2 separate regions of the Mus musculus genome follow, and region 2 is linked to region 1. The links are chromatin loops, found by intact Hi-C in ENCODE. Cell type or tissue: left cerebral cortex. All regions are shown on one strand. Links, peaks and the distances in the headings refer to the core of each region. The heading gives the core; the rest is flanking DNA. Region 1 has its middle 13 kb from the start of Gm30088. Region 2 holds the start of Kcnk2 (potassium channel, subfamily K, member 2).

Evidence for each region. Peaks named below come from ENCODE experiments on the same cell type or tissue, not always from the same donor. Only the 100,000 strongest peaks of a DNase experiment are listed, where the experiment ranks them.
Region 2: it touches region 1 in a loop (6-fold over the local background); 3 of 42 quality-filtered maps call a loop at or near these places.

The regions. Positions count from the first base shown.
Region 1 is chr1:189,629,751-189,635,126 of GRCm38, forward strand. No RefSeq gene overlaps it. Among named protein-coding and RNA genes, the nearest start is that of Gm30088, 13 kb to the left of the region's middle. In left cerebral cortex, for the core only: a CTCF peak has its summit at 850 (motif pointing left); DNase peaks (open chromatin) are centred at 2,710 and 4,280.
Region 2 is chr1:189,341,356-189,346,731 of GRCm38, forward strand. Kcnk2 (potassium channel, subfamily K, member 2) reads right to left here and starts at 1,998. Exons shown (of 7, transcript NM_001159850.1): 1 at 1,688-1,998. The coding sequence starts at 1,733. It overlaps A430027H14Rik (RIKEN cDNA A430027H14 gene), which reads left to right and starts at 1,696. Exons shown (of 3, transcript NR_165462.1): 1 at 1,696-1,985; 2 at 2,604-2,750; 3 at 3,112-3,537. In left cerebral cortex, for the core only: no CTCF peak of the experiment used is centred there; DNase peaks (open chromatin) are centred at 199, 1,286, 1,445, 2,066 and 4 more places; H3K4me3 peaks cover 2,844 bases; H3K27ac peaks cover 2,895 bases.

The DNA.
Region 1 (5,376 bases), core at 179-5,178:
AACACTTCAGTTAAATTTCCCTCTAAAACTCAGCTTTTCTGTCAGTTGTTTAACAGTTTCCAAAGCAAGACAGCAGGGCTTCCCTTACTGTTACTTAAATAATATGAAGGTCTTATTTGGACATATTAGCCCTGTGATTTCAATCTGGTTCTTTGATCATTGACAAGTTTGGTAAACATCAATTATCAATTATTAATTAATACTAATAATTCAAGCAGAATGTCCATGGAAAGGGAGAGATCATGTGTTATGACAGATTATACCTACGGAATTTTATTTGACATTAAAGTCCAGGTTCCATGCTAGGGCTTGGCTCTGAATTTGCGAACCAAGAAGAGTCTGTTGCCAGTTGGTTGCTCTGCAGGAAAGAGCTGGCTGTGAGGAGTCTGGCTCCACTGATGGACTGATCTAATAATCCTTCATAAACTGATGGGCCACTGTGACAACGAGGAAGAAGCCAGCAGAGGAGAGTGAGGTCCTCTGTCATGTGCCAGGGAGGCAGAGTTCCGACCTCTTTCCCCCTGCTGGCTGGCCTCCATGCGGCAAGCAGTGGTGTCCAACATACAGCCTGCTGTCACTTAAACTCAAGCGCAAAGCATTGGCACCGGTAAACAATAGATTAAAACTTCTGAGACCATGAACCAAAATCCATGCCTTCTCCACTAAGTTATCTCCTCAGGTGTTTTATCACAGTAACAAAAAGCTGTTCAACACATTTCTGGGGCTGGAGAGATGGCTCAGCGGTTAAGAGCACTGACTGTTCTTCCAGAGGTCCTGATTTGAATTCCCAGAAACCACATGGTGGTTCACAATCATCTGAAATGGGAGCTGATGCCCTCTTCTGGTGTGTCTGAGGACAGCTACAGTGTAGTCACGTGTATATAATAAATCTTAAAAAAAAAAAAAAAGGACGCATTGGCACACTTGAGAGCAGCAAGATGAGAAGCCTTGAAGTACAGAGATTAAGTCAGCATGGGCTTGGACTTCAGAGAAAGCCTGTGGACAGAATCCGAGAGGCTCTGTAATCCACGGACCCACGGACGTCACATGTGATCTTGTTGTCAGCCATCAACAACACAGTTCCTCCACTGACTTCATTCCATGCTGTCTCTGCTAAGGCAGGGTAGTGAGGAGCCATTTTCCTAGAACTTGAGACCTCATTCTCTTGATATGGCCCAAACATGTCATTCCCTCAGTGCCATGAGTGTTCATATCTAGGGGTGGGAAGCAAGGCAAGGGATTGCTCACACTGGCTGCCCACTCGATGTTTGAGGAGGTGACTAGGATCTAGCTTTTAGATGAGATAGATAGTGTGTGGTATAGAGAAAACCATCTTTCCTTCAGGATCTCCATTTTGTCAGTCTCACAGTGATAAAGACAACATAAATAATAAACAATACAGTATTTAGGGGAAATCACAATGGGTGGAGTGATAAATTACATTAAAGATTTAAACTAAGAGGCATTAAAAACTAAATATTTAACGTTTTTTAATTACATGTATTTGAGGGGGACACAGGCATGTACCCATGGAAGTCATGTGACAACTTCTATGAGTCGGTTCTCTCTTTCCACCCTGTGGGCCCCAGAGATGAAGCTCAGGCCAAGCCTGGCCCCTTTAGATGCTGAGCCCTCTCAGCAGCACAGTAATTACGCACTTTCTTTGTGGAGTCTTCTGAGGAACTGAGTTCATGCATAGCCTAAAATTAAGTTGTAGGCACGTTCCCTGTACCCAGCAGGCAGAGCTGCTTAGAGAGACTTGAGGGCTTCAAAGAGCTGCGAGCAGTGTTGGCTTTCAAGGCGTTCTCTTATTCTGAGGAGGCTAAAGTCAAAGAGACGGTAGAGATGGTAGGTGCTGACTAAGAAATCTCTGAAAACAGCCTGTGCTCTTTATCAGCAACTCTGTGAGTGAAGCAAAAGATTTTGCTCTTGGAAATTGGTTTTATAAATAGTTTTAGGGTAGAATGAGCTGGGGGAAGGAAAAGAGATCACAACTGCCTAGAGGTCTAGCTCCATAGACCTGATGCCCTCTTCTGACCTCAAAGAATGCTGCACACATGTGAATGCACACTCGTGCACACACATACAGACAGAGAGAGAGAGAGAGAGAGAGAGAGAGAGAGAGTTTTATAGGCTTGTCCCGCAGTCAGACCTGGTGTTCTCTCTGGAAACACCTCATTTGCAAGTCCCAGTTGGTTTTTACAGGATGGTCATTATAAACAAATACTGCAAGAGAAAGACTGCCATAATTGACTTATGTTAATTATCCAGGGGTCCACATTCCCTGAGTTAATTGATGCCAAGCATCTGAATAAAAGCCGTCTGCTCTGACAAGGAGAGTGGAAGCAACAGGTGGACGGGGACTCTCCATCTCTGCCATGGCAACCACGCTGTTCTCTCAAGGGGGGGGTGGGTGGGTGATTTTTTAAAGTGGCTAATTTTGGCTTAATCTCCTCACTGACTATGATGCACTCTGCATTTGGGAAATCAGAGCGAAACACTTCCAAACCCACATGTTCTCTTCTTGAGAGTTTATGGCCAACTCAAAGGAGAAAATCGTCTAATTTCACTTCATGCGCTAGAAGAAGAATTAGGTTGCAACTTTGGGCTTCTGGTTTTCAAAACAACAGACTGGTAGGTGTAATTTTCGGTCAGACTTCTCAGGGAGAGCTTGCTTTGAATTCTGGAAAGAGCAGCCGCACTCTGAAGACAGACTACACGCAAGCTCAAGCACACCTGCTGTTTCCATATGGTCGGAGCCTGTGTGGGCATCTCAAGTTGAACATCCAACCTCCGATGTTTCTCTCTCTTCCCAGAGTTGTGTTTTAGAATGAAATGTTCTTCACCCACCCCACCCACTTCTCTTTCGCTCTGTGCGTCCCAGGCAACTGACTGCCAGGTCACTCTACCACATAGGGCTATACACAACAATCCAAGCACGACCTCCAACTGGCCTGAGTCTAAAAAGATGACCATTATTTCCGGCAGATGCTATCTAAGAGGAATCATCCACATGTGGGCTGCCCAGGGAGTTCAAGGTCTAGCAGGAGGCAGTGGGGATGCAGGCAGAAACTCCACTAGGTAACACAGCTGTACTTCCAAGAGGTTCCGTTCACACCGACAGCTAGGGAGCGTCCCAGTGCTTTGCTGGAGAGCCTATGGCTGTGGATACCTACCCATCATCTCCAACCCCACGCAAAGCAGAACCAAAGAGACCCAAAGAGCAGAGCTAAGATTCCCCATTCTCATCACGCTGACAGTTTTGCTGGGAATCTAGATGCCTCATCTTCAACTCTATCAAAACTGGGTAAATCCCTAACAGAAGAGAACTTGCCAGGTGAGCAGGTAGGTTATTAATTATAAGCAGGCCTTTGCTCTCTTTCAGGGTGACATATGCAAATAGTGAAGAGCTCTGGGCCAGATATGATTTATGATGGTAATCCCAGAAGTCAGGACACTGGAGCGTGACGACTGCTAAGAGCCCGAGCCTATCCTGCGCTACATACCGAGTTCCAGGCCAATCTAGATAACAGAGTGCAGTCACATTTCAAATAACCAGAAAGTTAAAGCTAAACATAATGGCTGAGGATGCGGCTCAGTGCAGAATGTCTCCCTGAGTTCCCAGGTCCAATCCCTAATAGCCACAATGTTACAAAAAGGGAAAGAGTTTTGGGTTTGGAAGACAAGACTAGACTTTCTGTTTTGTCTTAAGTAAACAATCTACCAAACAGAACAGCAGGTCACAGGAGACAAATGAAACACAGCGTTTGAAATGGCAAGGGTCAGGCTCTACAAACGTGATTTTACTGATTAGACTCCTGAGACAGGAGAATAAACACAATAACTTTGTCTGCCGGGCTAGTGGAGATTCTGTAGGCTGAAACTCAATCTACAAGTGAACTAAAACATAAGTCTTGGGGGATTATCTCTCAGTGATTTCCTAAAACACCAACAGAATATTCCTCCTCTGTGTCCATGCAGACACACCAGCATCACGCCAATAGATAAGCCACTGCTGTAAACACACACACACACACACACACACACACACACACACACACACACACACACTCACGAGCCGGCAACAGCAGCAGCAACAGCAGCACACTACAGGATAAACCACTTCCATGGACAAACCAGCTTCACACCCACAGATACGGCAGCATTCGAGGGCTGCTTTTGGCTACAGTGTCAGAACCCACATTCAGGACACCACTCCCCTCTGGAAGCAGCTGCTGAGGTGGCAGACATGAGTCTGCATCCCATGAGACCATTATGTAACTCCTGTGAACTGTCAGGAGAGGGAGAGAAGTGTGGGGGCACACTGCAGAAAAGATGGGAACAGAGCAATACGAGTCTTGGGCAGCCTCATTCTTAAAATCTGTTTTCTGCAGAATTGTGAAAGGAGGTTTGTACAGTTGCCACAAACCTAATTGCCATTTTGACATGTTTTTGTGCTAAATTTGCTTTCTGCTTCAATTTAGGTACACTCTGCAGTGTTATTTCTATAAGGGAATCTAGTCTACATCCAAAACAATCAATTTATATTTGAACGTAAAGAGTACAACTCATTTGTAAGTAAAATTGCTGTAATTGTTTTCTTTGGGCATTTTTAATGAGCCAAACGAAAACTGAAAAAAAAAAGTATTGATCATGACTCATTTGTATGATCAATAATTGAATGCTATACACAAATCTGTGACTACCCCTCTTTGCAAGGTACATACTTAGGAGGTTACAGACTGATTTCCAGTTGACTTTTGGAGAGCAGAATTTGATCTGACTCTAACAGATTATGTTGGAAGAAGAGATTTTTCTAACAATTCTAGCTTCAGTGTTTTTGTAAGTTAGGGGTGGAGAAATGACTCCGTGGTTAAGCATGCTTGCTGCTCGAGCACGAGGACCCGAGTTCAAATCCTTGGCACCACATTAAAAAGCTGGGCTTGGTAGCATATCTGTATCCACAGAGTAGTGGGGGCAGAGACAAGGGGTCACTGGGGCTTGCCGGTCACCACCCTAACGCTATGTTCAGTAAGACACCCTATTGCAAGGGACTAAGGCACAGAGTAAAAGCGCAGGGCACCAGACACCCTCCTGATTGGTGAATTTGCATGTGTGCACAGACTGGCAGCCATCTCATCTCAAGACCCTGCTGCCTTGTCTTTCCTCTCATGAAATGCAGCCCCTCAATTAGAGTTAAACTAAACTCTCCTCCCTTAAGAGTTTCTGTTTGCCTAGGAATTTCATAAATTCATTCCTTTTAATAGCTGAGTAGTACTCCATTGTGTAAATGTACCACATTTTTTGTATCCATTCCTCTGTTGAGGGGCATCTGGGTTCTTTCCAGCTTCTGGCTATTATAAATAAGACTGCTAT
Region 2 (5,376 bases), core at 153-5,152, 290 kb before region 1:
TTTGCACACAGCTGTCTAGCCTGCCCTCTTGCCTAGCACTGTGTGCTGCCAGTGTGAGTTCCTAAGGTTCTCCAGTTCCCCATCAGAAAGACACTTTTCCAAACAGCTAGTTGATGAGCTACAGGACGAGAGTTGTCCAAAGGAGGCAGATGAAGGGACCTCCTCAAGCAGCCAAGATCGAGGGAAGTCCTCACTTAGAGATGATGAAATCAGAGCAGGCGTGAGGAATCAGCCCCCACCTAGCCCAGCAGCAGTGCTCTGCATAGAGACTCCAGGGTCAGCTGCAGCAGCAACTTCCTAAGTGAGGCTCAGCCCACCACCTACCAGCGTGACTGACTCCCTTTCTGCCAATTCACCTGTTCTGATTACAGCCACAGAGAACAAGGCACTTTTGCTGTATTGACAAGGGCAAGGACACTTGAAATAAGCACTCAGCCAGATGTTGGCTGTTTGGATTTTTAAGAGCTGTTAGAAGTGCTTACAGCAGTTAAAAATCACCATCACCTGTAGCCTCATGAGGACTCAGATTCTGACTAAAATAAAATAAAATTGAGCCCCCCAAAACACCAAAAGACCCCCCAAAAACAAACCATCACAGCAAAGAAGCCCCACAGCACCTCTCTAAGCAAAGGTCCCCCACTCCCCAGAGGTACTGATTTTCAGAAAGCTTTTTCATAGAGAGAATTAGAAACCACCACCAATGTTACCCAGCCCAGCCTGAAATTCCTCCAAGATACTGTCATGATGCACTTGGTGGGGGGAGAGAGGGCAGATATGGTAATGTATTTTATTCTTTTATTTTCTCTCTCTCTCTCTCTCTCCCTCCCTCCCTCCCTCCCTCCCTCCCTCCCTCCCTCCTCCCTCCCTCCCCATTCTCTTTCTGTGTGTGAGAGACCATAGTGTGTGTGTGTATATGTATGACCACAGTGTGTGACCAAAGTATGTGTGTGTGTTGGGCTGATAAATTTCTTGAAGGAGTTTAATTCTTTTAAGCTATGTCCTTATATTTAATTAGCAGAAACAGATAATGCACAATTGGCAGACTTAATGGATAGAATCTGGTGGCATACAGAATAAATATTTTAAAAACAAAACACCCCCCCCCCCACCCCGCGCGCGCGCCTTTCCTGAACCCTATCTAATCTAGATACTGGATTCCCAGCCTCTACTGTTCGGTGAGAGGCGAGGCAGGTCTTTCCACACACCCTTCACACCATCACTATCGCTCCCCTCCCCCATGGTCCTCCTCTTTAAGCTCCTGGTCTCTGGTCCTCATCCATAATCGGTTCTCCCGCCCGCCAGCCACCAGTACCCCCAAAACAGCAGCAGAAACAAGCTTTTAATTGTTTGCCCCAGCACTACTGCGTGTCCCCCATGCAATGGGCAACAAGTGTGATCAGGGCCACCGTGCAACCTGCTTGAGGGCTACTCTCTAGGGCTGACCCTCCTCTCTGGAAACTGTCTTAAGCTGCGCCAAACCAACACCCGAGGGAGGCAAACGCAAAAACCCCAGGCACCAGCGGAAAAGCGCAAGACGGAGCCAGGAATGTATGCGTGCTGGGGTTGAGGTCACCAAGCCCGAATCACATCCAACCCACAGAATGGAGAGGAAGATGAGAAGCTAGGGGACCTGCGTTGCCCTCCCGGGAGAGCGTGCGCGGGCCAGGATGGATGCCCAGGGTCTCACCTCCTGCAGTATAGCCGGGTCTCTCCCGCGAGGCGCTGGCAAGCATGAGGCATGCAGCATTCAAAATGTTTGTTTGTTTGTTTGTTTTAACACAGACTTGGTGCTTTTTTCTTTTCTTTCTCTCTCTCTCTCTGTTTTCTTTTCTTTTCTCTTTCTTTCCTTCTTTCCTTCTTTCTTTCTTTCTTTCTTTCCTCTTTTCTTTTTCTTTCTTTCTTTTTTTTTTCTTTTTTGTTTTTACCAACACGCCATTGTACTCACTCCTTATTCCAAGACGGGCTGCGCGCTCCGAGCTGCACGGGTAGGCATTTTCCCCGGCTTTGTTTTACAAGGTGGGGAGAGCGGGGCTGGAGGCGGGAGGGGTATAGAGGGGGGAGCGTGAGAAGAAACGAAATCGCCGGAAGGAGAGGACACCAGCGGTGGCAGGCTGGGCAGAGGGCGAGGCCGAGGCCAAGTTGGGATCGGACGACGACGCCCCCGCGCGCGATGGGTCACCCCGATTGCGTGGCCGCCTGGGGTCCCGCGCGGGCCCTGGGTGCGCTCGGCCCTTGGCTCCGTGCGCTCGGCCGGCGGCTGGGCTCTGCCCCGGGGCTCAGCGAGGGGGTGATCACTGCAGCCCGTGCGGCCGAGCACCCGGGTGTCTTTGTGCCGCGGCCCTGTGCAGCCCCTCTCCGCATGTCTTTGTGAGGCGCCCCGCCTGGCTCGAGCCCCGCCGGGCGCCCGCAAGGTGGGGGTGTGGCCCGGGGTGGCCCGCCTGGCCCGTAGCACCACTCTCCCCTCGCCTCGCCGCTCTTCCCTCCTTTCCGAACTCCCTCCTCCTGCTCCTGCGGTGTCCCCGCCCGGGCTCGCCTCCCCGCACACCCCTCCCAGCCCTATGCGCGTCCGCGTCGCCCCAGCTGCCAATGCGTCCTCCCCGCAGCGCCCTCGGCCTGCCTCCCGCTCGAGCCTCACCTGCACCCATCACCCAGCGTCCTCCTGCCACCTCTTGCTCTAGCTGTCATGCATGCGTCTTCCATGCCTTCCCGAATCCAGTCCGGGTGTCAAGAGAGACCCCAGATCTCTACAGGTGAGTATCTTCCTCGCTAGCGCCCCTCCACCAGGGTGGCACAGAGATACCATCCCGCTGCCTTGTGAGCCTCAGAGTGGGGACTGCAAGAGTATGGTGCCAGCTGTTCCAGGCTACACTGGGGAAGGGTTAAGCAATAGTCACAGCACTCTCAGGGCTGCTTGATTTGGGCCTGGAGTTCCTGAATCCGAAAGGAACTGTATGACTGAGTCAGGGGAGGATGGAGGGAAACAGACTACATTCTCTGGAACAACCTGCCATCCCATCCCAAGGCTGATGCTAAGGATGCTGAATGCTGTGGGCGTGGGCAGATTTTGTGGGGCTGGAAGACACCAGCCCTCAGGCTGAACTCGTTGGCCAGCCCCTCCCCAGCACTTGGAGAACCCCAGCTTGGGCGACTCTATCCAGACACCTTGGCTGCACTCTTGGCGACAAGAACTGATTTGGAACAGAAGTGGCCTAGAAAGGGCAGGAGATTGGATGGTGCCTTCACTCAACATGGAAGAACTTTAAAACTGCCGGCCCTCCCTCTCCAGCTTTGCCAGCAGGAACTCCCAGCTGACCTCCACCTTCTGCCCCCAGCACCTTGCACACAGTCAGTGTTTTCCCAGGGATCTGAAGGACGCCACAGACACAGCCTTGGCTGTAATGTGAACCTCTTAGGTCGTTTACAAGACTCTCCAACATCAATGATGGTTTTTTTTTGTACTTGTTGTTCTATTTCTGACTCTAGAATAGTCCCAGCACCTGTTCTGTCTGATGAAATAAAGCATCCATCTTGCTCCAATTTAAGCACGTTTTTCTTGACTCCTAGTCTCAAAAGTAACTTAAGTCATTTAAAAATATATGAGTCTGATCTCACTCCCAGACTTAGACCCTCCCAGAGCTTCTAGGTCATAGGTCATGCTGTTGCTTCATCTCATTGGCTCATTTCACTGCAGGCCTGTCTGGGCCCAACAGCCAGATTCTCCCAACACACACACATGCACACGCACATGCACACACACACACACACCTACTTTATAGGACTAAAGGATTACTTCAGTAGAATTCTGTGTACAGAATCTTCCTGTGTGCAAAAGTACTTGCCCAGGGGATTGATTTTAGGGGTTTGGCTCATACAACTCCTAAATCTTGCAAATCCCTCTGGAATCCCAGAGCAGTTACAGCCCACTGGAAGCTTGAGGTACAATTTCATTGACTCCAGGAAGTCTCTCTGGCTCCCGTGTGGGTGACGCCCACCTACGTGTCTAGAGTAATCTTGAGCTAACTCCACAGATAAAATGTCTTCACAGCAGTCCTGTCATTACAGACAAGCATTCGCCAAAAACTTCCATGCTGGGTGAGATTTCTGGAGAGTCCTAGTCCAGCATCTTACCACTTGTTCTTCCTGGTGTCATCTTTGTCACAGACTATCCTGTGGGCTCTGGGAGAGCTGACAACGGTCCTATAATACCCAGGACTAGGGAGGCGGCCAGGTTCAAGGAGGGCTGACAATGATAATATTAGCATTCTCCTCTCCCCCCCCCCAAAAAAAATTCTGAGCAAGGACACCCAACTCATATAGGGAATGGGGCAAATTCTCCAACTTGAAATCATGTTTCCTTATATGCCATTTTGCTGCCAGGATGAAATGACCCCAGACTATCCTTCCTTTCACTCAGTTTCTTTCCCTCCTTCCTTTCTTTGCTTTCTCTAATTTGTTACAAACCTCTGTACACTAGGAGATTGGTACCCCTGTGTATTTCTGTACACCATTGCTCCGTAGCTCCATGCCTCCATGCCTTCGTGTCTCCATGCCTCTGTGCATCCGTCCCTCCAGGGCTCCATGCCTCCATCTCTCCAGGGTTCCAAGCCTCTGTCCCTCCATGTCTCCATGTCTCTGTGGTTCCATGTCTCTGCCCCTCCATGCCTCTGTGCCTCCATGTCCTCATGGCTTCACAGCTCCATGGCTCCGTGGCCCCGTGCCCCTGTGCCACCCACACTTGAAGACTCTCAGTCTCACCACCAATCCCAGTACTGTGCTGCCATTCTCCCTGTCAGCTTGTTCATGTCCTATGTGTACAGGGTGCTTTGGTTGCTGTGTGGAGACCTGGGAGCAGGAGACCCGGATCATCCATTAAGAACATTTGCTGGTTTAGAAGCAGACTAAGTTCAGGTCCCAGCACCAAAATGGTGGCTCCCAATCATCTGTCACTCCAGTTCCAGGATTCCTGACACCCTCTTCTGACCCCCAAGGGAGCTGCACAAACCTGGTGCACATAAACACATGCAGGCCAACACTCACACACATTGCATTAAAAATATATCTCTTAAAACAGGAAACACAGACAGAAAGGAAAGAGTCTAAGCCACATCAAATAGCAATGAGATTTACTCTGAGGAGCTAGAAGCTAATCTTCACACATAATCGGAAGGGACTGTGGGAGTACCCAAGGCACCGCTGATTCTTCCCCCATTTCCATAGCAGTTCCACAGTCCCTCCTTCAACACACCTGCCTCTTTAAGGGACTTTGTATGATAAAGGCATGCATAGGGGTGTTTTAAATATGAGGAGGACCAGATCCTGTATCACTTAAACTAGAGGAACAAGAAAATGGGGCAGACTGTCCTGTTACCAACAATC